Linked DNA regions of Homo sapiens: region 1 is linked to region 2. A link is a loop called in an ENCODE intact Hi-C map of the cell type or tissue named here. Cell type or tissue: CD14-positive monocyte. All regions are shown on one strand. Links, peaks and the distances in the headings refer to the core of each region. The heading gives the core; the rest is flanking DNA.

Region 1 (16,150 bases), core at 3,193-11,192, 190 kb before region 2:
GACTATCCCTTCGGCGAGACGGATGGAAACCGAGCCCCCTGGAGGACCTGCCCCTGCAGTTCTGCCTCACACGGCTCAAGTCACCACCGTGAACAAGGGTGGGTGAATGCCTTTTCTTCCCCCTGAATGTCTTTCCTTCCGCGGTATTTTCTGCCCCGATCTATAGTCCCTTGAGTCTCCACACACACTCCTCACAGAGATCTGTAGCGTAGGTACGTGACAGCTCTGCCTACATCTGACGTCCGGAGTCATTAACCAGGAATGTATGTGTGTCTGTGTGTCTCTCTGTGGAGTCGTCAGAATTCTTCATAGGGGTTAAGCTAAAAAAGCGAGGCGAGGAGCCCCTCTCCAATGGCTCAGTTTTGCTGAATAATCACGTGTGAATCGAGGGGCGGGCTTTTGGCAGGCAGATCTTACTAGTATTTACTACCAAGCTCTACTCCAGATTAACCATCCCAGTCCTTCTGTCAGTCTCCGATGCCATCATGCAGCCTGGTTAGGAGCAAAGGAAAGGGGAAAAAGAAAAACGACTAATTCATCTTTTCCTGATCGTCAGGACCCTAAAGAATGGCCGAGCCTTGGGGGAACGAGTTGGCGTCCGCAGCTGCCAGGGGGGACCTAGAGCAACTTACTAGTTTGTTGCAAAATAATGTAAACGTCAATGCACAAAATGGATTTGGAAGGACTGCGCTGCAGGTTGGTATTAAGAGAGGTGGGGAAAACAAGTCAATAATGTTGCCTACGTGACCCGGGTTTCTAGATTTACAGCTTTTAAGCTTTCAGGGACATAAAATTTCACTGTTTTTAAACCTAGTTGGTTGCCATATTTTATATCTTTAAGTGGATGCAACTTCTCAAAATGACGTACTTTGAACAAACTCCTCAAATCCAATAACATCCTTGATATCAAGTGGGGTCCAGATTTGGTCTTAGTTTTTGGAATGTTTTTGTGACGGTGGGGATTTTAAAGTAGTCAGTGTAGGGCCGAGGTTTGTTTGTTTTGTTTTGTTTTTAAAGACAGCTCTGTAAACACATTATTATGATTATTATTTGAAGTAAATACACTGCTATTAGTGGTTTTACGTACTTTGCCCCCAATAATAGACTTTAACGTTAATTTTCTTGACTACTGATGAGGGTGTTTTTCCTTCAAATGCTTCAAGTTTTGACAAACGACCTTTCCTCGTTTGGAATGGGTGGCCTGGGCACCGGGACAGGATGTACATTTTACAGTTAATGTAATACCATCCACTCATTCAGGAGTCGGGAGGAATAAAAAGTTGAATTTTCTAATCAGAGCTCAGCTGCAGTGTCTTTGTCTCTACGGTCATGCCGTGGTGTGCTCTAATTTTCAGTAATTAGATTTACAGGCAACAATTGACACATGTCCAGCTGCCAAGTATTGTACCTGATAATTTTTTTCCTCTTCTGAATGTTATCATGTAACTTAGGTGAAAGGCTTAGAAACAGAAAAATGACAAAATAGTTTAAAATAGTTGCTTTATCAGAGTTCTGATGATATTCTTATGAGCTATTCTTATTTGGAAATGCAACACTTGAAGCTGTTTTTGAAAACCCAGTGGGGAGAGGGTTTTTAGAGGGCTTTGTTTCGGTTACAAGAATTAAAAATTTAAGTGCCAAGAGATATACTATTAACAAACAAAGTCCATACAGTCTGTACATTTTCAGTCAGAATACACTGGCCTTGCAAAAATTTCAGTATTAAGGAAGTTTATGCACAGATACTAAATTATTTATCTTGTTATTGCTGCTACATTAAGTAATGATTTTTTTTCCTTTTTCTACCTAGTAGTTTTGAACAGGTTTAGTGATGATAGCAAAGTAACAAATTTAATATATTGAAAAGTTTCCTTTTGAAAACTCAAAAGATTATATAAACTTCACAAAGAATGAACTACTTAACCCATGTTCATGATAAGATTTTACAGGATTTTTGACGAACAGGAAGACTGGGAAATTAATAATATTCTTTTAAAAAGTTTTGACAAACATTTTTAATACAACTTTGCAATCTTGTTTATATTAAACATACTTATCAAGATACTAACACCCACTTATTGTGGCTTAGTCCTTGTACATATAACGAAACACACACACAGAAACTGGAGTTTCAAGGCTTATTTTCAATATGTATAATCCTGACTCTGAAGTTGTGTCATAAGTCAAGAAATAACTTTCTTCAAAACCGTTTCCAATATTGCTATTATTTTCTGTGAAAAAAGGTGAATTTTCTTCTACAATTATGTTTATTTAACTCAATTTCAAAAGCCTTTTCCACCTTCCTAGTGTACATTTTTCTATCAGGTTAATATCAAAGGCCTTAATCGTATGTTTGCTTTACGAAGATCCAAGGTATCTGTCTCTTATTTTTCTCATTCCAGGTCCTTAAATATGACTAAATCTTTAGGGACAGTTGTGGTCGTATCAATTTTTAATAACCAAAAAGTATGTTTCATTGAAGTTCTTGAAATATAAATTATGTATCACTGTTTACCACTGCTCCAAAGGAAGAGCTAAAAATCAACAGTTTTATCAACAGGGGAGCTTAATATCTTGTCCATCTATGTAGTTTGCATTTACAAAATATTACTCATTTTAAATATATTTTGTTATTTAATGTGTGATTAGATTTTTTTAAACAAACATTTAAAAAAGATAGAACGACTTTGTATTTTCCATTAGCATTTAATTTCATAAACATTGAGTGTCTATTATACAAGATATTTATTATAAATTTAGATTATTATGGATATACCTAGATATAAATAAACCAGTGTAAATTCTGAAAATGTGTGGCATGTTAATGAAAGTAATATTTTTTCACAACTAAATTATATGTATTTTATATTTGCATGCTGTTCTACAAGATACTTTATAAGAGACCACTGTTAGAGTGAAATATATTCAAACAATAGTAGATAATCTTTGTTATGTGAATTATTTGTATGTTGATAGCAAGTGTTAATACCACATTCTGACTTTTAAAATGTTGGCAGTTTACAAATAGCTGTTCCTTAAATGCTTGATAATAACTGAAAAAGGAACTAACACAGGATCACCAGTTGATTATTAAATGAGCTCAAACCACAAGACAAGGCTGTCCGTGTCCCAAAACACCCATTAAATATCTTATTTTTTCTTCTTTTGCTCATTTGAAAATCAGGAGGCTTGTCAGAACTTTGAGAAACAGTATATAATGTAATAGGGTGACTATTTCATTATTTTCAAGAACAGTTGTCCTACAATAATTTCCTACTGTGATACAAGGCATATCAGGAACTTAGTTTTATATAAATTGATATCATAAGCAATTTAGAACACTGTGGCTTATTTAACACCTTAATAATCAGTACTGTTTTGTAACTTAAAATGAAGGATTCTAAACATTGAATACACCTAGTAGCCAATATTAAATAACTTGCAAATAAAAAATATTTTTAAGAAATGCTTGGAAATTTGGAGCTATATCTATTTGGAGGGAACTTGTAAAAATTGATCATTTAAGAAAATATCAGGCCTGGATTTTTAAAACATCATTTTTACACTCACTCATGGAGTTGGTTTAGAGAAACTCAACATCCTTATTTGTTTGCAGTAGCTATTTAGAAAATAAAGTTTAACCACATATGATTTTCTAGAATTAATACCACAGGCACATTTTATGAGCATGAACAATCAAACAGAAGGAGACTCTTATTTAAATCCCAAATTCCATTTCTGTTATTTTAATAAATTCGTGAAATTACACAACTCTTCATGGAACATAGAGAACAGAATTGTTAGCAAATGCTATACATGTTGCACAAATTCTATCTTATTGATCAATTTATCCTACTTTTGGGCCCATTTAAGACGTTCCATCATAGAAGCTCAATTTTTAGAAGTTGTCTTCTACTTTCACCTACTAGCACTTTTCTGCATTTGACCCCTTCAAGCCCCATCCTATGGGTCTTCCGCAAGAACTCCATCAAAAATAAATAGTTACATAAATGGAAGGACAGGCAGATATTTTAAAATATCTCTGTAGCATATGCACTTGAAGGATTCTACCATTTCTACTTCTTTTCCAGGTTATGAAACTTGGAAATCCCGAGATTGCCAGGAGACTGCTACTTAGAGGTGCTAATCCCGATTTGAAAGACCGAACTGGTTTCGCTGTCATTCATGATGCGGCCAGAGCAGGTTTCCTGGACACTTTACAGACTTTGCTGGAGTTTCAAGCTGATGTTAACATCGAGGATAATGAAGGGAACCTGCCCTTGCACTTGGCTGCCAAAGAAGGCCACCTCCGGGTGGTGGAGTTCCTGGTGAAGCACACGGCCAGCAATGTGGGGCATCGGAACCATAAGGGGGACACCGCCTGTGATTTGGCCAGGCTCTATGGGAGGAATGAGGTTGTTAGCCTGATGCAGGCAAACGGGGCTGGGGGAGCCACAAATCTTCAATAAACGTGGGGAGGGCTCCCCCACGTTGCCTCTACTTTATCAATTAACTGAGTAGCTCTCCTGACTTTTAATGTCATTTGTTAAAATACAGTTCTGTCATATGTTAAGCAGCTAAATTTTCTGAAACTGCATAAGTGAAAATCTTACAACAGGCTTATGAATATATTTAAGCAACATCTTTTTAACCTGCAAAATCTGTTCTAACATGTAATTGCAGATAACTTTGACTTTCTTCTGAATATTTTATCTTTCCTTGGCTTTTCCCTTGCTTCCCCTTTTGCCAATCTCAACACCCAAGTTGAAGACTTTGTTTTTAAAATGGTTTGTCCTGATGCTTTTGTCTAATTAAAACACTTTCAAAACAGGACAACATTTTTCTGTGATTTTCCCTCCTTTAGAACCCATACACAACTTATCACTTGCTAAGGAGAACTGTACTAAAAGTTATTGAATGTCTTAAGTCTTTACACTAGAAAAGGTAGACCAACTGGAAAACTAGACATACTCTCTTGATGATTCAGTTGTTTTCATCCTTTACCCATGTCCCGTCCACCTTGGTGCCTAGTATTTCTGCTTTAAAACAAAATAAGGACAACTTTTTTTTTTTTTGAAGATTAAGCCTGAAATTTCAGTGTGAATTTCCCTTAATGTCCAATCTTCCCTTTTTCTCGACATTAAGTCAAATAGTTGAAGGACAGAGTTCAGAAGTAGCAATCTGAAAACATATTTTAGCTCTAAAGTTTTAAAAGAAAATGCCACCTTAAAAATGCTTACCACTAATGGATTTTTAATCACAAAATGAAGCAAATGGTTAAATAATACACTTCCCAAAATTATATCATAAATACACTAAGTGTAATGTGGACTTTTTCTCCCTGAGTGTAAGAAATGTAAAATTACAAAATGTTTAAGCATTAAAGTGCAAATATCAATCTTTAGGCAATGAAAAACAGCGAGACAAATGTATAAATTACATATAAAGGTCATAACTATTTCAGAATTTGCAGAATAATAAATGTAGAAAGTTTTAAAATAATAAATGAGCAACTCCCACAAATGGTACTTAATTTCCACAAAACTTTTTAGTAAAAGAGTATACAATCTTTTTAGGAGCACATTTACCTAAAAAAAATTTTTTAATTTTTAAATTTTTTTTAAGGAAGTAGAAATATTAAATTTCCAAGACAATTTTCTAGCATCTACTACTTGGTCATTTTAATTTACACTTTTCAACAACAGATTTCAATACAGTTATCATTTGCAAATTCATACATACTTTATTCATCATCTACCACATGATCAAAGATGTTTTATGTGAACGTTCCCTCCTACTTCATAAGCTCTCTGCCCTCACTCCAAAAAGAATAAAATGCCTCAAGGTTTATTGAAGGACATGGTTCTGATGCCTGACCTAACAAGGATTGGAATGGCTGGGTGGCAGGCAAGTGGTTTTCAATAATTTATTTTCCATGATAGTATAAAAGAATATAGAAAGAAAAGATTAATCCTTTTAATTTTGCAGTAAAATTTACATTCCCTAAGTGCAAAAAGACCTCATCCTCTGACACCTTTAACCACAAATTACTAAATAAATTTATTTTTGATGGCAACAAAATTGAAACACTTATTTAAGAAAAACAGAGATTGAGGTGGTTTTGAAGTAAAAGTGTCATATTTTGGATTCTAAAATGGAGTCAATATACAAAATATACTACTTTGATAAGCCGAATATTTTTTAACAGAACACTAACTGAAAGTAATTTTTTTAAAAAACCCTCTTACAAGTTACAACTGTAAAGATGGACGGTCATGATTTTAAAATCCAGTTTAATGGACTTCACAGCATCCAACATGTCTCGGCATTTACTTTATTTAATAGAATAAAATTTCCCTTTAGAGATTTCAAATATAAAAGCATAGGACATTCATAAAGCAAAAGAGGAGTTACTTCTGCAGTTGCTTTGTTCTCGGGTGGTCGGAGCACAATAGAGGGAGAGGACGCTCTATCTTTTCATCAGTCTAAAAGTTGTTAGGCATTAAAACATCGCCATATTACTCTAGCTCTGTGCGGGAAGTAGCTTTGCTAATCTAAGTATTTTAGAAATGAGTTATGTGGTCCCCTCTAGGAAATATGAAAAGCCATTATTCAATCTCAAAAACCTCAACAATATTCTGTAAGCCTCTTGAACATGCCGAAATGTATAGGATGGATGAAACGGTGCTGCTGGGGACCTATTTTTCAGCGACCTGAGGTGGGGAGGGAGGGGTCTGAACTTATTCAGATGCAGAGAGTGGGGATGCAAGTGCTAATTAATGGAGTGTCCAGAGCTCCAGGAGACGACGCTGTTGTAAGGATGGAGGATACAAAGCAGAGGATGCGCTCTCAAATTCAGTTCTTCACCGCTGCGTCCACATTCACGTCGGGAAACTTGGTCTCAGCCTTTGCCCAGGAAGCTGAAGCCAGGCTTACACCTGGGGGTGGAGGGCACTAACATGACCTCGGTTCAAGTTCTGGTCCCCGAACTGCTAAACAAAGTGTCTTTTATCACATTTTGGTAGTGAATTAAGTTTTCTGATAAACATTATGCATCTTGCAACGGTGTGATGAGTTCATGTACACACACACCACAATGGGCGACTGATCAATAAGTAGGTTAAGTATTCTGTCCCGAGAAAGCAATATGATGTATTTCCCTTATCGTATTGATCAAAAGAACGTTGTGGATGGAGTCCGTGGCCCAGGACTGGTTTCGAAATCTCAGTTCCCAAAAAGGTGCTTTCGGCTTTTGCCGGGGGTAGAAGTAAATAGTCCATAGGCGCCGGGCAGTCACAGTGCTGGAGCAAGAAAAGGTCGTGCTCACAGCCTTCCTGGCTGCCCTAAGCAACCTTCATCAAAAGGCTACGGGGGAAAGTCCCTGTCTCGGTCTCTGGAGACTGTTCTGCTTTTATATGGCAGTCCCATGAAAACAGCTCCACGCAGGAACCTAGTGAGAGGCAGGAAACAAATTTCCCACCTGAGACCCCGGGTAAAGCTCTGCCCATAGCCAACCCAAGCCTTCCACGGAGGGGCTGCGAAGACATCTTTTCTGTCCCTCTGAAACTCCTTCTCCAGACTCCAGCTCCAACTCCCGGGGCCCTAGTGATAGGAAGCTGGAGCCCAGAGCTCCCTCAGGGCGCGCAGAAAAGCCAGGGGTGGGGGTGGGGGAGCTTCAAAACCGTTAGCTCGCGTTTTTTCCCCCTCCCTCGCTAAGGTTTCTTTTCTTTTCTCTTCCTGTCCAAATATTTCAAATTTCCGCGCCTTAAATAACAGTCTCCTTTTATTTAGTTAGTTTCCTCGGCAGGTTTGGCAGCCCGCTTGTCTCTGCCCCCCTACGGGCCCGGGGCGCCTCGGGCGCCTCGGTGCTGCCTGCAGCCCCCGCGCGCTGCCCCCAGCCCAGCTTGCGCTGTACGGAGCGCGCCCGCCGGAGTCACAGCCCCCTCCTGCCGCGACCTCGCCTGACCCGGCTGTCCGGGCACCCGGAGGCAACTAAGGCCGCCCCCTGCCCAGATGCCGGCCTGCCTCTCAGCTTGACTTCCCTCCCCGGACTTTGGAGTGTCTTCTGCGTTAGGATTTGGATCCCAGTGGCCCTGGAGCGGCAGAAGGGCCGCGGCGATAGGAAAGCAGCGAAGGAGGCCAGTGGCCGGAGTCTGCCCCAGCCCCCACCCGCGGGTAACCTTGGAGGCGCCCTCGGAGTGAGTGTGTGCGCGGCCGCGCGGCCGGCCGGGGCGAGCAGGAGCACCGCGCCGCGGGCAGGAGGCGGGAGCGGGGGGGCGGGGAGGGGGAGCGGGCGCCGGCGCCTCCCGGCCGCCGGCGCAGCGCCCCGGGAGCTGCGGGTTCCCCGGGCGGCCAGGCGACCCCGGTCCTGGCCCTCAGGCAGCGGTCCCCGAGGAGGCGGCAGCCATCCCACTGGACGGTTCTGGCGACCTGTGCCTGAGGACCGGGGCCGGAGGGCGGCCAGGGAGCAAGGGCCAGCGGGCCGGTGAGTGCCTAGCTCTTCGCGGAGGTGAGCTGGCGGCGGGACGCAGCGGGGAGGCTGAGCAAACGGCGCCCGACCTCGATGCCAGCACTCCCTTCCCCTCCCCCCATGACAGCTGAGGACAGCCGGGCTCTGAGCCTCGCGTCCAGTTGCGAGGAGGCAAATGCCTCTCTGGCTTCTTAGCCCCTCAGACTATTCGGGAAGTTGACCTATGGTTTTGTCGGTCCCCCCCCCAACCCCACAAATTACTAGACGCCCAGGACTGACAATGCACGTTCAATTCCGAAAGACCCTCCTCCCGAAACACCGTGAACTGCAGGGCTCGGGTGCGCAAAACACCTAGAAAGGGGTCTTTTTTCAACCCGAAATAGTTTTGAAAATCGAGTACTGTAGGGATCATCAGCGACGCCTCAAAACAATTAAAAAAAAATCCCCAGATCTGGACACAGACTTGCTAAATTAAGGTTCCAGTGAAATGTTTTGTCATTTGCTCTAGAAACATTGTGCGAGCTTCAGGTGTTAGGATGTGGGTTTGGAATTTTCTGTGGTGTCTTTAATCCTCAAAGACATTAAATAACAGCGTGGTTACACCCCCCGGCAAGCGAGCAAAGGTTATCCTTGCCACCACAGCACCTGCAGAAGCACAGTGGAACTCACATATTTTGCTTCCTGAGTTCTAAAATGGCTTCTGAACAGTCCAGAGGTACCAGCACATAGGAGCAGGGGGACCGGAGACCGGGAGAGAGATTGTACATTTAAAAAAACTACGCAGATACTATTACACTTCAATTGTTCCACCTCACCTTTCTCCCCCAGCCCTCATCCTCATCGGACAAGGAAGAATTTTAGTGTAGGCCTGTTCAATAATTCTAAATACAGCCTTTTTCTTTTCTCTCATGTCTCCCCCCACCACCAAATAAAAACAAAAACAAAAAACAACCAGCCAAAAACATCAGCTCTTTGGGGGAGGAAGTAAAAAACCACCAATCCTTATCCAACTACACGTCATTTCTTTTGAGCACTAAGAAGAAATGCTACATACAACCAATGCTATGAAAGAAATAATTTATCAGGACTTCATACGCATTTAATTTGGTATAATTAAAGTGATATTGTCTTTTAACATGAAAATAATGGGACAGTTTCTGAAACTGATGCATGAAAAACTCAAAAATCTTCCTGGACATTTTTGGAGACAGAAGCTTCTGCTCTTTTAATTTTCTAAGTAACTAAGAGTAGTTACTTAGAAAAAGCTGATACTTTATCTTGACCATATAAAGCAGTATCATGCGAATTTTATTTTCATTATGTGTCTTAGATTTTCAGATTAGTTGTATGAATAGTGAAAGATCACATAAAAAGGAAACTGCCAACATCTTTTAATGTTGAATTTTTAATTTAGAAATGCAACTAAATTATTTATCACAACTCTATTAAAATACAGTCCACTCCCTGTTCCTTCTCAGTGGACAGTCTGCACAACTGGCTGGTAAAGAAGTTTGTCCTGAGCTTAAAATTTATGCTTTGGAAACATTATTTTCTAAAATAAAAAAAAAACTTACTGATTTTTAGGAATAATTATTCTATAATTTGGCTACTCCGTACACAACTAATGTAACAGTATATCCTGTCTTACATTTTGGAACTTTTTTGGCAATTCTTGTTCCATAGTTTTCTCCTTCTGATAATTTTATTAAAAAGTAACTGTCCTCAGTGATATATCAGCATTCTGATACCGATTCTGCTAATTCAGGCACTTCACACCAAACCTATACAGGCCATTTAAAAATGAACATGTATTCTTATTTTTGTCAAACTTTGGAACAGCTGTGAATAAATACTAACAATTGAAAGGCCTAGAATAATTAATTTGCAAATCAGCAATAATGTTATAGTGTGGTGATGATTCAAGATGAAATAAAAACTCATATATTAGAAGAATAAATAGGATGAAATTGTTAAATTAATCAGCACTTGATGATTAACAGGATAATATTCCTTGTTTCAGTATTCACATAGACAATACTGTATACTGTGGTGTGCTTTTTAACTATGAAAGATAACATTTAATAATCGTGAGATATAAAAGTAATTGATCACTCCAGAGTATCTTTTTCAAAACATAATTAAAAACAATGGTTTACAAAATATTTCACTATATTATCACCTATAGTTTTGGCTGTCCACCCCACTTTTTAAAAAAATTTCTCTGTATATTTTTTTGTCTCCACATTTTAGGTGATGAACAAAAGTAGCATGTAGATAGAGGTTTTCAATACTTCTTTACTCCTGATTCTTCAGCCACCTATTTGCCTGTTCACAAACATTACTTCAACTTTTAAAGTCATGTTTAATGATGCTAAAAGTAGTTATTATCCCCATTAATTCAAATTTATCATAGGCCTATGAGTGAAAAAGCATTCAGCCTATATTGTATTTAAAATAAAGTTAAGTGAAAAAAAGTGTACATTAGATTACATCAATTGTGTATTTATGTTTGGCATATAAATTAGTTGAAATGTTTTATAATATTTAACATTTCAATACATGCTAACATTTTCAGCATAGAATTAAGATCTAGAAAATCTTAATTTGTGATCTTCAGAAAATAACATTTTAATTTGTCATATTGATAAGACTAATCATTTTAAGAAAATGTTAATTTGTTAATACTTTACAGAAAAATATGAGGAAAAGACTGTGGTATGAAATCCAAAGCAATTTTTTAAAAATAAATTACTCCTACTGGTAAATTACATATTTTAATTGTATTGTTGTTATTTTATAGTTACATTTTGCACTTTGTATGTGGACCAAAGCTTGCTATGTTTATCCATAAGTATATAGTTGGTACTAACCAGTTAATCAAAATAATGTTGTTGGTCCTGTCCTATATGAGTATCCTTATGTATATGTGGATATGCTGAGATATTTCTTACTAAAGTTCAGTACTGAGCAAATGGATGTGGAACAAATACTATCAATTCACTTCACATTACTATTTTAAGATGACAAATTATGATCTACTAAAGAAATATAAACTGATTTTTTTTAGATATAGGTTAAATCATTTTAATTAATGATCCTGGGAAAGATAGAAATTAAAATCTTAGAACTGAAAACACCAATGCAGCTCCTCATTCTACCTAAGTTAATGTTTCAAAAGCTTGTCATGAGGCAAATATATTAAAAAGTCACTTATCCGCAATTTAGAAATTTCAAACATTAGAAAAGAAAGTATGACAGTGACAAGAGGAACAATGAATATTTTAAAGTTTTAGATAGCAATGCCTATAGGTTAATTTAATATTAATTACATGGTGGACAACTTGCTAAAGAATCCAAAAGCAAGGACAAAAAAAGACCAGTAAAAGACATTTGCCCAAGAATCCAAAAGCAGGGCAAACAAGACCAAAAAAATTTCCTTCATTATATCACAATGGTAAATATAAACAAATTAACTTTCTTGGTATGAAACATTTTCCAGTTTTGTGGGAAGTTTTTTTATCATTTTCATTTGGATAATGCTTTTGAAACACATAGTAGAAAAACACACTACTTGATATATATCATGTATAAATTACATACATAATTTACATGTTTTACTAACATACAGCAGACACATATTCCATCTAAAAATAGCAAGCACAACATCATTCTGAAAGGGTGAGTGGATACAGTTGGACATCTGGACTAGACTGAGGGACTATTCAATGTGAAGCCGGAGTAGGGCCACATAGGAGAGAGCACTGAACTGACTGAAGGCTGGTTAATTTGCCCAAGACTGATCAAAATGACTCTGAGCTAGTATAAATTGCCTGCAGTTGTTTAAATATACCATGCCCCTAATGGAAAAGCAAATAACTGTATAAAGACAGTTAACAGAAAGAATATATATATGTCTTTTTAGTCCAGAGGGACATCACAGATGTCATAGAGAAAATATTAATTTGGCAATATAATAGAGAATTGTACATAACAACATCAGCTGAAGATCAGTGATTGCTTTCATTTTCTTTTAAAAAGGCTTATTTATCATATTTTAAAGGTTCAAAATGCACAGTTCTTCAACTATATGACTACTATCTATAAACAATGCATATTAACTTATTAATATTCTAATTTTTAAAATTTCCTCAAGAAATATTCCAGAACACTTGTTGGTTCATCAAACCTTATTGAAAGATCTTGCACCATGCCCTAAGATCAGCAAGTAGAGGTTTTGGCTTACCAACATAAAAGAATTTTAAAGATTAGTGCCTTCTAAGGAAAATATTCTGTTTTGAATTACCAGGATGGAGATCTGGGAATTTTTAGTAGCACTTTTTTGTTTTCCACAAACAAAGATATTATCTTTAAAATCAATGTACAATTAATTTATCATTTCTACAGTAAAGTCATGTTTTATATCATTGTTTTGAGTTTAAATACATAGAATTTAAACAATAGAACAGTCTATGGCCATTGTGAGGTTTCTCTACTCAGCAACAGAACATGCTGAAGAGAAAGCGGATTGAAATATCCGACATAAAATTCAAGCTATGGAACAACGATACTAAATTACCTGATAGAAAAATCACCTCACACAAAAATCATCTACTAATTTGGGGAAAAGGAGTGGTGAAAAAAGCATTTAAATATCTTTCCATTAGATTAAAAGATTACTGTCTCCTATCCAATATTGTAGGAGGAAATAAAATCCTAGATATTTAGGAAAAGGATCTGAACATGCTAAAAACAAGTGGTCTGCATTTACAAGTGTGATGGTGATTGATCTGAGAGGATGATCTGAAGATGTTTTAATGTAGTTGTGAATATGTTCGCATAGAAGAATGCTAAAAACTATTGAATTATATTGAATTTTGTCATAATTTATAGGCTATTAAATCATATTTATACAAAAAAGATACTTTGATAAATGTCTTTTCTTGGTACTTCTTAATTTATTCACTTATTCATTCAGTGTATATTTCAGTGAGAGAAAAGAAACACATAAGCAAGTTAATAAATCAATATTTATTTTGCATCTGTATGACCTAGTTTAATATTTAAGACTCCTTCATGGATTGGGCTTTATTATCCCATTTTACAAATCAGGAACTCAGATTTGATGACGCTAAGTAACTTGTCCACAGTCACAAGCTAGTAATTTATAGCATAAGGATACAAACTGGTGTCTTTTTCTACTGCACTATGGCCAGATGGAAAGATCTTTCAGGAAAATTACCACAAATCCATCAACTCAACAATCACATATTAAGGACCCATCATTATGGTCACTTAATAGGTTTACAGTCTTGGGACTAATTATATCTGAGGCTTTCCACATCTGTGAAATGGGGGTAATAATACCTAATTTGCCATGTTATTGTAAATAATAAATGAAATGTGTGCAAAGTTCCTGGTACTCAGTAAGCCTTTAATAAATGACAGCTATTACAGGAATACACAGTAATAGAAAATCCATGCTTGACCTCAAGGAACTTAAAAACGATTTGGGTAAATGAAGTTTACATATGGCATACTAAAGCAACTGGAAAGTAAGCAGGGTATAAGCAAGTGCATAGTAGTGTGTGGTGCACATTGCACCCAAAAGCACCCTTATCATGGAAAATCTTATAGAAGGCTAATGATATGGATTTGAATGTCCTACAGTGGGAACCTTTCCTTACTGAGAAGAAAAATGTTTGTTTTTCTAGCATGTAACCTCTGAGGGTGTTTATGTCTAACAAATATATCAGGTGAACAATGGAAAGTGACTGCATGGACAGAAAATATAAAAATCATACATAAGCAGGTCTTTTGAAAGATACCTTTCATTATTTTGGAATAAGTAAATATTATGATACTCTGATACAAATAGGAATAGAAAAACAGCAAGGAGTTTCATAATCATTACAAAATGGGATCCATAATAAGTAGTATAGAATAGTGAATGGCTTTAGGGCAAAATAAACTTGTTTCTAACTCTGGTACTTATTATGTATCACACCTTGGAACAGGCATTTAATCTTTCTGACCTTTACTTTCTGTATTTGAAAAATGGGTATAACAATATTTACAGAGTTGTAATATTTACAAATATTATTTATTAATAAAGTCACTTCAAACTCTAATACAGGAAACTTGAAAGGCCGTAAACCTATAGGTTTCCTGAGACCTAGATTTAATTATATTAATCAGAAAGAAAAGAAAACCCATCCTAGGTGACCATGACCCTGAGTAACACAGACATTTGTGAATTAATAAAAACTTCAAATTAAGACTTAAAATTATCACTCCAAGCAACTTTACATACCTATGCATCTGCTCAATATACAAGTACATTCAGTTTAATAACCAATAGGTAATTTACAAATACCTATTATATGTGAGGTATTGTTCTATATGCTTGTATTCAATGGTAAGTAAGACACCATCTCAACTCTCAAGAAACTAGCAATTTTGTGAGAAACAAAATGCCATGTACAGAATACAATAGAATATTAGGCATAATTGAGATGTAAAATAAATAACAAATTTCACTTGGAAAGTAATAATAAGTACCTGAGAGAAACCAAACCCCATTTTCAGAAAGTTATTATTGAAGAATCAAGTAGACTTCCATTTCCAACAAAATGAAAATTAAATATCCTAAAAAATCTTGCCAGCACACAACAAATAAATTTTTGAAAACATATTTTGGAATGCAGAGTTGCATTAGTAAAAAAGTAAGAAAAATCTACAGAGACCAAAAATGAGAGAAAGCCAAGTCCTGATGCCAGCTGCTCTGGGGGGCAGCTACTGATCCCTGGTGTATTCGTTTCGTGGGGCTGCTGTAAAAATGTACCACAAACTCAGTGCCTTAAACAACCAAAATTTATTGTCTCACAGTTCTGGTGCCTGGAAGTCTGAAATCAAGGTGTTTATAGAATTGGTTCTTTCTGAGGGCAGTGAGGGGAATTGTTTCATTCCTTTCTCCTGGGTTCTGATAGCCTCAGGCATTCCAGGCTTGTAGATGGCTTTCCTTCAGTGTCTTCACTTTTCATAAAGACATCAGTCATATTGAATTAGGGCCCACCCTAATGACTTCATCTTAACTCGATCATCTGCAAAGATCCTATTTCCAAATAAGGTCACATTCACAGGTACTGGAGGTTAGGACTTCAGCATCTTCTGGAGTGACACAGTTCAACTCCTAACACCTGGTAAACTACAAATTTCATTTTAAAGGGACTCAGAGAGGGATAAAAGCCAAAGCTTAGGGAAACTGCAAAGTGAGAAGACTGATAGAAGGCCCCTTTAAAAAGCTAGTATCCCAAAGGGTAGTACATCTAGGGAAAAGTTAAATTAAGTGTTTATTCAAAATTTTTGCTCATCTTTATGTTTCTGTTTTATTATCTTATTATTGAGTTTTGAGAGTCCTTTGTACATTCTGGATACAAGTCTTTTATCAACTATGTGTTTTGTAGATATTGTCTCCTAGTCTGTGGCTTGTTTTGTCATTTTTCTTGTGTCTTTTTTTTTTTTTCCCCAAGACAAGGTCCCACTGTGTTGCCCAGCTGGGCTCAACTCCTGGGCTCAAGTGAGCCTCCCACCTCAGCCTCCCAAGTAGCAGGGATTACAGATGTGTGCCACCATGCCCAGCTTGTGTCTTTTGAAAAGAAGTTTATAATTTAATGAAGTTAG
Region 2 (16,150 bases), core at 4,777-12,776:
AGTAATCAAAAAAATATGGTACTGGCGTAAAAACAGACACATAAACAAATGGAACAGAAAAGGTGCTCAACGTCACTAATCATCAAGGAAATGCAAATTAAAACAACAATGAAATGAAATATCATCGTTTGCTTGTTAGGAAGACTTTTATCAAAAAGAGAAAAAGTAAGTGTCTGCTGAGGTACAGAGAAAAGGGAACCCTTGTATGCTGTTAGTGGGAATGCAGATTGGTGCAGCCAGTGTGAAAAACAGTATGGAGATTCCTTTAAAAACTGAAAATAGAACTATTATATGATCCAGCAATGCCTCTTCTGGATATATACCCAAAGGAAATGAAATAACCCCTGGTAAAGATATCTACACCCCCATGTTCATTACAAACATTATTTATGATAACCATCATATGGAAACAACCAAAGTGCCCATTGACAAATGAAAGAGTAAAAAAATGAAACTGGACATATTACAACTGCTACCACAGAAATGCAAAAGATCATTCAAGGCTACTATGAACACCTTTATGTACACAAACTAGAAAATCTAGAGAAGACGGATGCATTCCTTGAAACATACAACCCTCCCAGATTAAATGAGGAAGAAGTAGAAACCCTGAACAGACCAATAACAAGCAGCAAGATTGAATCAGTAGTTTTTTTAAAATATTGCTGGCCAGCCACGGTGCCTCATGCCTGTAATCCCAGCACTTTGGGAGGCCGAGGCAGGCGGATCACAAGGTCAGGAGTTCGAGATCAGCCCAGCCAACATAGTGAAACCCTGTCTCTACTAAAAATACAAAAAAAAATAAGCCAGGCATAGTGGCGGATGCCTGTAATCCCAGCTACTTGGGAGGCTGAGGCAGGAGAATCGCTTGAACCCAGGAGGCAGAGGTTGCAGTGAGCTGACATCACGCCACTGCACTCCAGCCCAGGTGACAGTGTGAGACTCTGTCTCAAAAAAAAAAAAAATTGCCAACAACAACAAAAAATGATCACGACCAAATGGATTCACAGCTGAATTCTATCAGACATTCAAAGAAGAATTGATACCAGTCCTACAGAAACTATTCGAAAAGATAAAAAGGAAATCCTCCCTAAATCATCCTATGAAGCCAGTATCACCCTAATACCAAAACCAGGAAAGGACATAACAAAATAAGAAAACTACAGACCAATATCACTGATGAACATAGATGCAGAAAATCATCAACAAAATACTAGGTAACAGAATCCAACAGCATATCAAAAAGATAATACTTCATGATCAAGTAGGGTTTACACCAGTGATGCAGGGGTGGTTCACTATATGCAAATCAATAAATGTGATATATCACATAAACATAATTAAAAACAAAAATCATATGATCATCTCAATAGATGCAGAAAAAACATTTGATAAAATCCAACATCCTTTTATGATTAAAAACCCTCAAAAAATTGGCATAGGGCCGGGCGCAGTGCCTCACGCCTGTAATCCCAGCACTTTGGGAGGCTGAGGCAGGCAGATCACGAGGTCAAGAGATCGAGACCATCCTGGCCAACATGGTGAAACCCCCATCTCTACTAAAAATACAAAAAATTAGCTGGGCGTGGTGGTGTGTGCCTATAGTCCCAGCCACTCAGGAGGCTGTGGCAGGAGGATTACTTGAACCCGGGAGGCAGAGGCTGCAGTGAGCTGAGATCACGCCACTGCACTCCAGCCTGGTGACAGAGTGAGACTCTGTCAAAAAAAAAAAAATTGGCATAGAAGGGACATACCTCAAAGTAATAAAAGCCATCTATGACAAACCCACAGTCAACATCATACTGAATGGGGAAAAGTTAAAAGTATTCCCCTGAGAACTGGAACACAACAAGGATGCCCACTTTCACCGCTTCTATTCTGGATAGGAAGTCCTAGCCAGAGCAATCAGACAACAGAAAGAAATAAAGGGCATCCAAATTGGAAAAGAGGAAGTCAAACTGTCGCTATCTGCCAATGATATGATTGTATACCTAGATAACCCGGGCCGGGCACAGTGGCTCATGCCTGTAATCCCAGCACTTTAGGAGGCTGAGGCAGGTGGATCACCTGAGGTCAGGAGGTCGAGACCAGCCTGGCCTACATGGTGAAACCCCATCTCTACTAAAAGTACAAAAAATTAGCCAGGCGTTGTGGCATGTACCTGTAGTCCCAGCTACTTGGGAGACTGAGGCAGGGGGATAGCTTGAACCTGGGAGGCAGAGGTTGCAGTGAGCCAAGATCATTCCAGCCTGGGCAACAGAGTAAGACTCCATCTCCAAAAACAAAAACAAAAACAAACAAAACAAAACAAAACCAACCCTGAAGACTCATCCAAAAAGCTCCTAGACCCGAGAAATGAAGTCAGTAAAGTCTCAGGATACAAAATCAACATACAAGCCAGGTGCAGTGACTCATGCCTGTAATCCCAGCACTTTGGGAGGCCGAGGCAGGCGGGTCACTTGCAGTCAGGAGTTTGAGACCAGCGGGCCAACATGGTAAAACCCCATCTCTACTAAAAATACAACAAAAGCAGCCAGATGTGGTGGCAGACACTTGTAATCCCAGCTACTTGGGAGACTGAGGCAAGAGAATTACTTGAACCCAGGAGGCAGAGGTTGCAGTGAGCAACAGGGTGAGACCCTGTCTCAAAAAAAAAAAAAATCAATGTACACAAATCAGTAACACTGCTATACACAAACAGTAACCAAGCTGAGAATCAAATCAAGAACTCAATCCCTTTTAAAACAGCTGCAAAAAAAATTAAAATACTTAGGAATATACTTAACCAAGGAGGTTAAAGATCTCTACAAAGAAAACTACAAAACACTGCTGAAAGAAATCACAGATGACACAAACAAATGGAAACACATCCCATGCTCATGGATGGATAGAATCAATATCGTGAAAATGACCACATGGCCCAAAGCAGTCTACAGATTCAATGCAATTTCCATCAGAATACCATCATCATTCTTCACAGAACTAGAAAAAACAACCCTAAAATTCATATGGAACCAGGCTGGGCACAGCGGCTCATGCCTGTAATCCTAGCACTTTGTGAAGCTAAGGTGGGCAGATCTCTTGAGGTCAGGAGTTTTGAGACCAGCCTGTCCAACATGGTGAAATCCTGTCTCTACTAAAAATACAAAAATTAGCCAGGTGTGGTGGTGTGAGCCTGTAGTCCCAACTACTTGGGAGGATCAGGTGGGAGAGTCGCTTGAATCCAGGAAGCAGAGGTTGCAGTGAGCCAAGATTGAGACACAAGACAGGTGACAGAGCAGGACTCTGTCTCAAAAAAAAAAAAAAAAGAAAAGAAAAAAGAAAGAAAAAAATTCACTTGGAAACAAAAAAAAAGCCCACATAGCCAAAGCAAATCTAAGCAAATAGAACAAATCTGGAAGCATTCATTACGTTACCCAGCTTCAAATTATACTACAAGGCTATAGTTACCAAAACAGCATGGTACTGGTATAAAAATAGGCATGTAGACCAGGGAACAGAACTGAGAACCCAGAAATAAAGCCAAATATGTACAGCTAACTTATCTTTGACAAAGCATACAAAAACATAAAGTGGGGAAAGGACACCCTATTCAATAAATGGTGCTGGGAATACTGGCAAGCCACATGTAGAAGAATGAAACTGAATACATAAGTATATAATATATATATTATATAGGATTATTATGCATATTATATACAGGAATATTATTCAGCTTTAAAAAAGAAGGAGATCCTACCATTTACCACAACATGGATGGATTTGGAGGACATTATGCCAAGTGAAATAAGGCAGTTACAGAAAGGAAAATACTACATGATCTCACTTATATATGGAATATTAAACAAACAAATACATACGAATAAAGAGTAGAATGGTGCTTACCAGTGGCAGGGGTGGGTCATGGGAAGATGTATATCAAATGGTACAAAATTGCAGTTATGTGTGATGAATAAGTCTCAGATCTAATGTACAACATGAGGACTATAGTTAATAATATTGTATACTGATAATTTGCCAAAAGAGTAGGTTTTAAGTACTCTTACCATAACAAGAAAAAAAAGGGAGAAAAGGTAAATGTATGAGATAATGGGTATATTAATTTGCTTGACTGTGGTAATCCCTTCACTATGTATATGTAGATCAAGATAAGTACAGCAAAACATCATGTTATACATTCTAAATATATACAATAAAAAATAGCAAAATCATGCTTTAATCAGACATGATACAGTACCTTTTTTTTTTGAGTGGGGGTCTCACTCTGTCACCCAGGCTGGAGTGCAGGGCACGATCTCAGCTCACTGCAACCTCCTACCCCCAGGTTCAAGAAATTCTCCTGCCTCAGCCTCCTGAGTAGCTGGGATTACAGGCATGCACCACTATGCCTGGCTAATTTTTGTATTTTTAGTAGAGATGAGGTTTCACCACATTGGCCAGACTGGTCTCAAACTCCTGACCTCAGGTGATCTGCCCACCTTGGCCTCCCAAAGTACTGGAATTACAGGTGTGAGCCACCATGCCTGGCCTCAGAACCTCTTTTATAACAACAAAAAAGTATCAACTCTCTTGCTAAAAGAGGCTACAAAGTCCCCTTATCTGTCTTTGGGTGACATTTGTTTCTCATCTAGTGAGTCACAGATCTCTATTTGCATTCTGTTAACCTAAGTAATGAGATGCTTAGTTAACCACTATTAACAGATGTTAGATAGTAAGGAAATGACATAGGAGAAGAAAAGAAAAAGAATTGGTTAAAATATATACAAATACACTTCAAAGTAAGACTGAAATAGCTATAATTGCTACCATCATTATTTCTGTAACTGATCACATAGCTGAGACAGAAAGCAAAATATTCACTACTGGATTATTAGGAGTAATAGTGAGAGGAGTCACCCTTGTGTCTTGGGCCTGAGAATCCTGGCCATGAGACAGGCAGCACCATATCTTGGTAGCTGAGCATGTACCACATCCTGGAGGACATTTCCTGGGCCCTGCAAAGTATTGCCAGCCAGCCAGCACTATAACTGAGTCTTCAAAACTCCTTTTACTATTGTATTAGGCTATTACTTCAGGGTAATGGGAAACATGGTAAGACAAGTGAATTCTGTGAGCATTAACCCACTGACACACCTCATTTGATGTAAAGTAAAATTATTTTCTGGTCAGAAGCAATCCTTTCAAAATACCATGATGGTAAATGAAGTGCTCTGAAGTCCACGGAATGTGGTCTTGGAAGGCAAATCCATTTCCAAAGTAAGGGTATATTCCAGTAAGAATAAAGATGCCTTTGCACGGTGGAAGCAGTCCAATATAATCAACCTGGCTGCAGGTGGCTGACTCAACTCCCCCACCCCCTCCACACCCTCAGGAAATGGAGAACTAGTGTTGGTATCCGCCGTTGGCAGGTTGGGCACTCAGAAGTGGCTATAGTCATATCAGCTTTAGAGAGTGGAGGTTCATATTGCTAACCCATGAGTAATCGCCATCCCTTCCACCATGGCCACATTGTTCAGGAGTCTATTGAGCAAGGACAAAGGTGACTGTTGAAAGAAGGTAACTGACTTCATGGACTGCATCATCTTATCTACCTGACTATTAACATCTTCTGATGTTCCTCATTGAGGAGCTTCTAAATGGGGCTCAAATTTATCTTCACACTCTGTACCCACTCAGAGAAATTTATCTACATACATCTTCCTCAGATTCCTTGTCACTGATTTTCTTTTTTTATTTTATTTTATTTACTTATTTTTTATTTATTTTTATTTTATTTTATTTTATTTTATTTTTATTTTATTTTTTTGAGACAGAGTCTCACTCCGTCGCCCAGGCTGGAGTGCAATGGCACAATCTCAGCTCACTGCAACCTCCGCCTCCCAGGTTCAAGCAATTCTCCTGCCTCAGCCTCCCAAGTAGCTGGGATTACAGGCGCCCGCCACCACACCCCACTAATTTCTTGTATTTTAGTAGAGACAGGGTTTTGCCACATTGGCCAGGCTGGTCTCAAACTCCTGACCTCAGGTGATCTTCCTGCCTTGGCCTCCCAAAGTGCTGGGATTATAGGCGTGAGCCACTGCGCCCGGCTGTCACTGGTTTTCTAATTGTACTTTTTACAAGTTTCCAACCCTCCAGCCAAACCAATAGCTATTGCCGATGAATCAGTAGAGATCTGTATCTCTGAATATTTATCCTTTCAGGCTATACCAAGTGCACTGCTCAAAGTTATACCTACTTAGAAGATTTTCTTTCACCAATGCCCATCAGGGCCATACCTTAGCAGGACTGTGGTGTTCCAGCTGTGAACTTTCAGAAGATGCTGGCATATCATACAGAACTATCTGTAAACCAAGCTCAAGTATATTCTTCGTCAGTCAACTGGTGACAAGAAACTCTACTTGATGACATTGATATGTGTTGAGAAAGAGAAGGTCATGTAATAGGACCAAGAGCCATGGATCTCTTAACCATTTCCTTGTGCAATTTGTTTATGCCTTCAGAATATGCTCAAAGCCAATTATGTCCCAATTCCACTAATTGACTGAGTGCATATATGCATGCCTAACTTTATGTCTTGATGGATCAGACAACATTCACTTCATGGTAAACAGCTCAACTCATGTAGTAACTTGGTGACCATGGTCATATGTTAAGTTTCTAGTAGTTTAATAGCAAGCCATAAGGATAACAATTATTGGCAGAGGAGAACATAGCTTTGCTTCAAATTCTATAGGCTCTGATTTACCAATAGTGGTCTGTAAAAGTCTCCATTATAGCATCCCTATCTGCTATAGACATTTCAAGAAGCATGGATATGCTGGGTCATATGGCCCACGTGGCAGAACTACTGACATGGCAGCCTGGACCTGTTGCAGAGTGTTCTATTCTTCTGGGCCCCACTCACAACTAGAAGAACTCTTTCGGGTTACTCAGCAAATGAGTCAGAGTAGCACAGTTAAAGAAGTATATGTTACCTCCCATATCCAAAGAAGCCCACTAGACGTTGCGCCTCTTGGTGCCTAAGTGTATGTTGCCTCTAATATCCAAAGCAGCCCACTGAGCATTGTGCCTCTTGGTGGTTGGTGGAGTCAGATGCAGAAACTAGTCTTTCACCTTGGAAGGATATCTGAACATGCTCCAGACCACTCGATGCCTAGTAATTTTACTGAGGCAACACTCTCTTGAATTTTTTGGTATTTATTTCCACCCTTTGGCACACATTATATTATTGACTTGTTTAGAGTAGCTGGTAATTCTTGCTCACCAGTTCCAGTCAGGATGATCTCAAAAATATCCTATGGATCAAGACCCATTTGGACCAGATTATAACATAACGGAGGGTTAGAGAGGTAATACAGCCCTGAGGTAGAACAGTGAAGGTGCAGTGCTGATCCTTCCAGGTGAAATAAAACTACTACTTGTAGTCTATAATAACAGGAAGAGAGAGAAAAGCATTTGCCAGTGGAGTAGCTGGATAACAGATTCAAAAGAATGTGTTTCTTTGCTCCAGCAATGAATCAATGCCTGAAACAGTGGCTGTAGTTGGAAGAACCACATGATTACATTTGCAACAATCTACTTTCATTTTCTAAGATCTATTTTCTCCACAGACCAAATAGGCAAGTTGAAAGAAGATGTGGCAGAAATCACCACCTCTGCATCCCTTAAGCAACACTAATCACTACAATCTATGTGGTATTGCTCTTGGTTTACTATTGTGAAAGGGAAAACCATTCTAGTGGCTTCCATTTGGCATTTGCTACCACAATAACCCTCATTCCACGGGTCAGGGAACCTGTGTGGAGATTTTGCCATTTGCTAAGTACATTTATTTCAAATACACATTCTGGAACTGGAGTAATAACCATGGGCCCACTGAGATGAACCCAAACCAAAACTCCATTAATAACCTGACCTCCATAAGCCTCTGTTTTGACTAGAAGACCACTGTGACATTTTAGGTCTCCAGGAATTATGTCAGTCCACAACCATTATCTAGTAATCCATAAGAAAAATCTAGCTTTTATTTCCCTTAGCCTAATAAACTGTCACTCTGGTAAATGGCTGCAAAGCTTTTGTGGAGAGCCTAGGAGAAAGATTTACAGTGTAAATTTCAAACAGAGAGGCAGGGTCTTTCTTCAAAACCCATTCTTTATCCAAAGGGATCTGGGCCTGTGAACCGGCTCAAATCTGCGAAGTGGTTGAGGAGCCACAATTCTATACTGTGGTAGCTCAAGTCAGACATATTTATCAGAGCTAGAGCTTTTCCTCTTATTCAAGTCAAGTAAGTCTTTAAAGATTAAAGTCTGTCTCCACTGTGGTTGACAACAGCTGAAGCGTCTGCTTGGCTCTTTCAGTTCCCAGCTGTTGTTTTCTCCAGATCCCTTGGATTTTCACCCATGCATGTACAGTTCAAAAGTGAGCCAAGGATTTGAGGGGCATTTATATACAAATTTGGGGCTCTGACATCCACATCTCCCTCCTTTCTAGGATTTTCTCCCTTCCTTAATTTCCAGGCGCTCTGGCAGTTTGAAATTCCTTTTCTAATTCCTCAGGTCAATAAGACTCTAGCTTTCTGCTTTCAGATCTAGCCTCCAGGTATTACAGAAAGTCGGGAATATCCTAAGTGGGAAAGCCTATTAAACATATATCTTAACTAATGTATTATTGTTTCCTTCTTTCAAATGCCAAATCTCCAGCTTCTGCTCTGTTTTAGTGGCCCTTCAGTTCATAATCGTTATCTGCAGGAGAATTTATTCAGTATAAGCAATTATGTCATTACCAGAACTTTCTACTTTTTTTCGGTAGTTTTTCAATTATTTCTCAAGCATATTATTGAGGGCAACTGTCATATGTAATCAGTCTACTATCTTTTTTTTTTTTTTTTTTTGAGATGGAGTTTTGCTCTTGTTGCCCAGGCTGGAGTGCAGTGGCACGATCTCAGCTCACCACAACCTTCTCCTCCTGGGTTCAAATGATTCTCCTGCCTCAGCCACCCAAGTAGCTGGGATTACAGGCATGGGCCACCACGCCTGATCAGCCTACTATCTTGAAAGCAGTGTTCCAGTTTTACAGTCTCTAAAGGCCTCCAACCATTGATCAAACCAATATCTAAAAATTTTACCCTTCTAGGTCCTAGCAAGCAAGAAGGGGTGGTAAATTTATCTAATGGCTGAATTTCAGGCAAAAGAAAATCCATGATGCCCTGTTCTTATTTCAATATTGATTGGCCTCACAGCAGATGTGGAAACTAAGAAAGAGAATTGAAAAGAATGACATATCACCATAATTGTATGATATGTCTTTAAGTTATAGTAGTTTACCTTAAAATGCTATTATAGTATATTTGTATACATTTTGTATACAGTAATGCACCATATAATTTTTCAGTCAACAATGGACCACATATATGACCATGGTCCCATAAGATTACAGTGGAGCTGAAAAATTCCTGTTGCCTAGTGATGTTGTACCCATTATAACATAATAGCACAACATATTGCCTTTTCTATGTTTAAATACATTTAGATACACCAATATTTACCATTGTGTTACAATTTTGTACAGTATGCAGTACATTAACATGCTATACAGTTTTGTAGCTTAGAAGCTATAGGCTATATGCTGTATAGCCTAGGTATGTAGTAGGTTATACCATCTAGGTTTGTGTAAGTACACTCCATGATGTTTGCACAATGATGAAATCACCTAATGACACATTTCTCAAACCATATCCCTGTTGTTAAGCAATGCATGACTGTATCTAGTGCATATAGTACATTGTGTAAGTATCTTACAAGAGTATATGTCATTTCCCCCCACCATTCTTTGTGCTTTGTTGTCATGCATTTTACTGTTACTTTTGTTTAAAACGCCACACTACATCATTATTATTTTTACTTGAAATAGCAAATTATTTTTTAAAAGAATAAAAGCGAGGGCCAGGCGCAGTGGCTCATGCCTGTAATCCCAGCACTTCAGGAGGCCGAGGCAGGCAGATCACTTGAGGCCAGGAGTTCAAGACCAGCCTGGCCAACATAGTGAAATCCTGTTTCTACTAAAAATAAAATAAATAAATAAATAAATAGCTGGCCGTGGTGGTGCACACCTGTAAAAAAAAAAAAAAAGAGAGAGAGAGTGAGTGAGAAATGTATCAGCTTACAATGCTTTGCACAGACAAATGCAAGTTTGAAGATACCTAAGTTAAAATAGTATATATTTCTTTTTTTTTTTTTTTTTGAGACAGAGTCTGGCTCTGTCACCCAGGCTGGAGTGCAGTGGCGCGATCTCCACTCACTGCAAGCTCTGCCTCCCAGGTTCATGCCATTCTCCTGCTTCAGCCTCCCGAGTAGCTGGGACTACAGGCACTCGCCACCACGCCTGGCTAATTTTTTGTATTTTTAGTAGAGACGGAGTTTCACCATGTTAGCCAGGATGGTCTCAATCTCCTGACCTCATGATCTGCCCGCCTCGGCCTCCCAAAGTGCTGGGATTACAGGCGTAAGCCACTGCGCCTGGCCAAAATAGTATATATTTCTTTAAAAATCACTATGTATTAGAACTTGTGGGAAAAGGCAATAACAAAAATAAGAAAAAAATTTTTTTAATCACAGGTACTATTGAAGTATAAACAAGTTTTAGAAAGTACTGGTTATACAGGTTGTAGAAAACACTTTCACAGGACCTGAAATCAGTTTAAGGAAAATATCTGAGCCTTAAGCATTGAAGGCACTTGACTTTATACCAGCAACAGCACAATTACAAGAAATGCAGTGTTGTAGATGATTCCACCTCTCTGAAGTATGAATGGGGTACATACACAGCAAGTAGAGTTCAGGAAACTTTATCTTTCAGCCACCCCATCTAAGAGCAGGATTTTGCCTGCCAGTATAACCCAGATACACAGTCATATGCAGACACATACAACGAAGCTTCCAGAGCTTATCTGACTTCTTAGACAGAACTCACATAAGCACACAAACACAAACTGAAATCATAACAAACAGTCTCTTGGACCACAGTGCAATCAAATTAGAATTTAAGATTAAGAAATTCACTCAATTGGCTGGGTGCGGTGGCTCACACCTGTAATCCCAACACTTTGGGAGGCAGAGGCAGGTGGATCGCCCGAGGTCAGGAGTTCAAGACCAGCCTGGCCAACATGGTGAAACCCCATCTCTACTAATAATACAAAAATTAGTGGGGCATGATGCCACACACCTGTAATCCCAGCTATTCAGAAGCCTGAGGCAGGAGAATCACTTGAATATGGGAAGCGGAGGTTGCAGTGAGCCAAGATCACACCTGAGTGACAAGAGTGAAACTCCGTCTCTGAAAAAAAAAAAAAGAATCCTGAATGACTTTTGGGGTAAATAATGAAATTAAGGCAGAAATCAAAAAGTTCTTTGAAACTAGTGAGAACAAAGATACAATGTACCAGAGCCTCTGGGATGTAGCTAAAGCAGTGTTACAAGGAAAATTTATAGCTCTAAATGGCCACATCAGAAAGCTAGAAAGATCTCAAGTTAACAACCTAACATCACACAAACACAAGAGGGTATTTCAAGACACACACTTGCAAGTGCTCTTTCTACAGAAACAGCCAAAGTATTATAATATTCAGAATGTGGAAGATTGACACAGAGTCTGAGGATTTTGTTTTTTGAGATGGAGTCTTGCTCTGTTGCCCAGGCTGGAGTGCAGTGGCACAACCTTGGCTCACTGCAACCTCCATCTCCCAGGTTCAAGTGATTCTCCTGCCTCAGCCTCCCGAGCAGCTGGAACTACAGGTGTGTGCCACCACGCCCGGCTAATTTTTTGTATTTTTAGTAGAGACGGGGTTTCACCATGTTAGCCAGGATGGTCTCCATCTCCTGACCTTGTGATCTGCCTGCCTCGGCCTCCCAAAGTGCTGGGATTACAGGCGTAAGCCATCGCACCTGGCCAGTCTGAGGATTTTTTAGAGGAAAAAAACAAAAGACTTGGCAATATGATAACTACATAACAGATATGGCAATCTACAGGACAAAAAGACAGCATTTCATAAAACATTGTTCATACAATGCTGTTCATGGAAAACAGTAAAACACCTTTTAGCAGAGTGCGTGTTAACTCTTTTAGTAAGATTATCTGTAATGAGGTTTGAAAGTAAATCACTTAGTAGGCAAAGTAAAGCATTGCAGAACCAGGAAATAGCACCCATCACTTCTGCTTTAATCGTAACTACAGAAAGCTGAAAGTCAAACAATTTTTTAAAAGGCAAAGAAGCATTTCCCTTTGAATTCAGTCCTAAGATAAAAACATGAATGTTTTATAATTAATTTCAAAATAAGTATCTTTCAAGTGTTTTATGAAACATTTTTCCCTGAGAGGCAAATTCAACATTATGAAAACACGTATTTTGCCAGGTAGTTACTGAGAAATGTCAATCCTTCAATTCTATAGAGAAAAAGACACATGGATTTCGTCTCTGAATCCCACAGCCACTTTCATGTTCACTGCTTCTGCTTTACGTTCTGCATCGGTCTCTTAAGGTGGAGATAAAAGTATGATGCTCATTGCTAGAACATCAACAACAAATCAAAAGAAAAATCCAGTAAAGGATGGCAGGTGTAACAAAAACTGAGTTTCTGAGGAAGCAAAAACAAGAATTAGGTAAAGTTTTATAAAGAATTCTATAGAAAGACTTAAATATAAAAAACTCACTAAAAATCCTTAAAGCCTGATGGATTATTGCAATGTCAAGTTAGCTTAGGTCTACAGACATGTTGCTAGAAACGAAACTAAAGGGGGCATGTGAGAATATGTTCAAATAATTTCTGCCTTTCAGGATGTTATTTTTTTCCTTAGAAGCCACAGGTGACTTTGAACTTAAATTATTCACCAAAATCACAAAACCAAAACAATAATATAAGAAAAAGACCAACAGCATCATTAAGAAACTTGAATCTCCTCTTCTTTCTTTAGCATCTAAATGGTAGTTATCTAAATTTAACACATAACAGGCACTGGAAGTGGTGATTGTCTGAACAGCCTGATTATCCATAGCCTCAAAAGGAGATCTGATATTTTTGTGATTTGGTTCTCATTAAATTCCTATACCAAGTAAAATGCCAGTTCCTGTGGCCTATGTTTTAAGATGATAGATAGACAGATAGATAGATAGATAGATAGATAGATAGATAGATAGATAGATATACTTTTATATAAATATAGTTTTTTCTGAGAGCAACCTTACTCAGAATTATGAAGTGTATTTGCAGTAGCTGTTCTAAAATCTGTGTCTGCTAATACCATCATCTCTGTCATTTCTGTCTTTCTTTTGATTGATTTTTTTCCTAGTTAAAGGTCATATTTTTCTGCTTCTCCATTTGCCTGGTAATTTCTTATCTGATACTAGACATTGCGGGATATTTTGGTTTTTTGGTTTTCTTGAGACAGGGTCTCACTCTATCACCCAGGCTGGAGTACAGTGGTGCCATCTTGGTTCACTACAACCTCTGCCTCCCAGGTTTAAGTGATTCTTGTGCCTCAGCCACCCAAGTAGCTGGCATTACAGGTGTGGGCCACCACCCCCAGCTAATGTTTGTATTTTTAGTAGAGATGGGGTTTTGCCATGTTGGCCAGGCTGGTCTTGAACTCCTGGCCTCAAGCGGTCCACCTGCCTCAGCCTCCCAAAGTGCTGGATTACAGGCATGAGCCACTGCGCCTGGCTGACAATGTGGTTTTTACATTGTTGAGTGTATTTGCTTACAACACCAACAAAAATCCATCATTGGCGGATTTTTAAAAATTATTTAAATAATGTTGGACTTTGTCAACATTTTAAGGACATAGAATCAGTGTGATCCTTTTGAGTCTTGCTTTTAAGATTTGTTAGATTGGGGCTGGTCGCGGTAGTTCACGCATGTAATCCCGGCACTTTGGGAGGCCAAGGTAGAAGTATCACTTGAGGTCAGGAGTTCGAGACCAGCCTGACCAACATGGTAAAACCCCATCTCTACTACATATGCAAAAATTAGCCAGGTGTGGTAGCGCGAACCTGTATTCCCAGCTACTCGGGAGGCTGAGGCAGGAGAATTGCTTGAACCCCAGAGGCGGAGGTTGCAGTGAGCCATGACAGTGCCACTGCTCTCCAGCCTGGGCAACAGAGAAAAAAAAATTGTTAGATTGGGTCCAGATCAGCCTTTAATCTAAGCAAAATTTAGCTCCACTACTAAGGTGTTCCCCTTCTGAGGACTCTATCCGATCCACTATATATTATTTTGTCTTCCCACTCCGGCTTTGCACACAAAATATTCCCAGCCCTGGGTAAGCTATCGGAATTGTTTGGCCTGCTGCTTTCCAATATTTAGCTTCAGATAATTTCCTCATACATGTGCACAGATCAGTCCTCAGCCAAAGATTCAGGGAGAATCCTCTGCAGTTCTCCAAAGCTCTTTCTTTTTGCAGTTCCCTCCTCTTTGACAGTCTGCCTCACCAGTACTAGCTGTCTTAGCCTCCCCAAACTCCAGTGATTGTCTCCTCAACTCAACTAGACCACCAGACTCTTTAAATTCCTCTTTCCTTATCTGCCGTGTGGAAACTTCCTCCAGGCAGTAAGTCGGGAACTCAAGGGTTCACTTCATTTACTTCCTGTATCTTAGGGTTGATAGTCCTGCAATGCCTGTTACCCAATGTCCAGAAACATTGCTTCATAATTTTTTCTGGGTTTCTAATTAAGTAGAACAGTCCCTGTTATTGCATGATGGCTGGAAGTGGAAGTTCCTCCTACCTCTGGTTTTGCATTATTCCTCAAATCTATCATTTTCCTTATAAGGTCAGAGTGATATTTCATAAATGCAAATCTAATATTATCATTTCTCACTTAAACCTCCTCAATTGCTTCCACCTGAGACTAAACCCATTCTTAAATTCTAGGTTTCATTCATCCTAAAGGGTTTTTGGAATTCACCAAGCTGTTTCATGCACCTACACCTATTTTACTTTCTACCTTTTTATCCTGTAAAAGACAGCTCTCTGCTCCTTTGTGAAGATTTATGTAACTACTCTCTGCATTCGGGCAGTAAATTTCTTCCTCTTTTGGACCTGTGTTTTACCTCATGCTTAATTCTGTGTTCATCATACAGTATTATAATTATTTGTATATCTATCCCCTCTACTGTTTTATGAGCTCCTTAAAAGTAAGGCTTGTATCTTTTCAATGTTTCTATCCCCAGGATTTAGCACGATGCATAGTACATAGTAGATATATGAATTCAAAATTCATTTGAATTTTCAGAATTCATTTGAGAATTCAGAATTAGTCCAACCATCTCTACCTCCAAAATAGATCCCAGATTTGTTCTCTTCTATCTCATCTGTGTTACCCTAATTCAAGTCATTATTTTATCTTGCCTAGATTACTGTAAGTCTTATAAGTATCTCCCTGCTTTTTCTTCAACAATTCATTCTCTATGCAACGGCCAAAGTAATCTTTTTAAACATAAATCAGATTACCGCAATCTCCTCAAAACCTTCCAATGCCTCCCTATTGTACTAAAATTCCAGTCTGGGAGCCATGGCTCACACCTGTAACCCCAAAACTCTGGGAGGCCGAGGTGGGGGATTGCTTGAGGCCAGGAATTCAAGCTCATCCTGAGCCACATAGTGAAACCCCATCAATACAAAAAATAAAAAAATTAGTTGGGTATGGTTGCCTGCACCTATAGTCCCAGCTACTCAGGAGACTGAGGCAGGAGATCACTTGAGCCTAAGGGGTCAAGGCTGCAATAAGCTATGATTGTGCCACTGCACTCCAGCCTGGGAGACAGAGCAAGACCCTGTCTGTAAAAATAAAATAAGTAAATAAATTTCAAATCCTTCATTATATCCTGTACAGTTTTGTATGCAGCAAGTCTTTCCTGCCTCATTAATTTCATTTCAAACCCTTCTCCCCCGTAACTCGATACATTCCAGCCACACGTTATGGTTTTTTGTTTATTTGTTTGTTTTTGAGATGGAATTTCGCTCTTGTTGCCCAGGCTGGAGTGCAATGGCGCAATCTCAGCTCACCACAACCTCTGCCTCCCGTGTTCAAGCAATTCTCCTGCCTCAGCCTCCCGAGTAGCTGGGATTACAGGCATGCACCACCACTCCTGGCTAATTTTGT

Evidence for each region. A loop is a pair of places that touch in the nucleus more often than their neighbours do. Peaks named below come from ENCODE experiments on the same cell type or tissue, not always from the same donor. Only the 100,000 strongest peaks of a DNase experiment are listed, where the experiment ranks them.
Region 1: it touches region 2 in a loop (2.3-fold over the local background); 2 of 110 quality-filtered maps call a loop at or near these places.

What each region holds. Positions count from the first base shown.
Region 1 is chr1:50,969,802-50,985,951 of GRCh38, forward strand. It overlaps CDKN2C (cyclin dependent kinase inhibitor 2C), which reads left to right and starts at 444. Exons shown (of 2, transcript NM_078626.3): 1 at 444-696; 2 at 4,092-4,833. The coding sequence starts at 568. The coding sequence ends at 4,469. RefSeq lists enhancers at 6,651-6,700, 7,041-7,330, 7,401-7,510, 7,601-7,680, silencers at 7,831-8,000, 8,231-8,290, 8,311-8,530 and a cis regulatory region at 8,962-9,471. In CD14-positive monocyte, for the core only: no CTCF peak of the experiment used is centred there; a DNase peak (open chromatin) is centred at 7,360; H3K4me3 peaks cover 3,218 bases; H3K27ac peaks cover 606 bases; H3K27me3 peaks cover 4,756 bases.
Region 2 is chr1:51,160,813-51,176,962 of GRCh38, forward strand. No RefSeq gene overlaps it. Among named protein-coding and RNA genes, the nearest start is that of LINC01562, 66 kb to the right of the region's middle. In CD14-positive monocyte, for the core only: no CTCF peak of the experiment used is centred there; DNase peaks (open chromatin) are centred at 9,749 and 12,199; H3K4me3 peaks cover 1,065 bases; H3K27ac peaks cover 2,994 bases.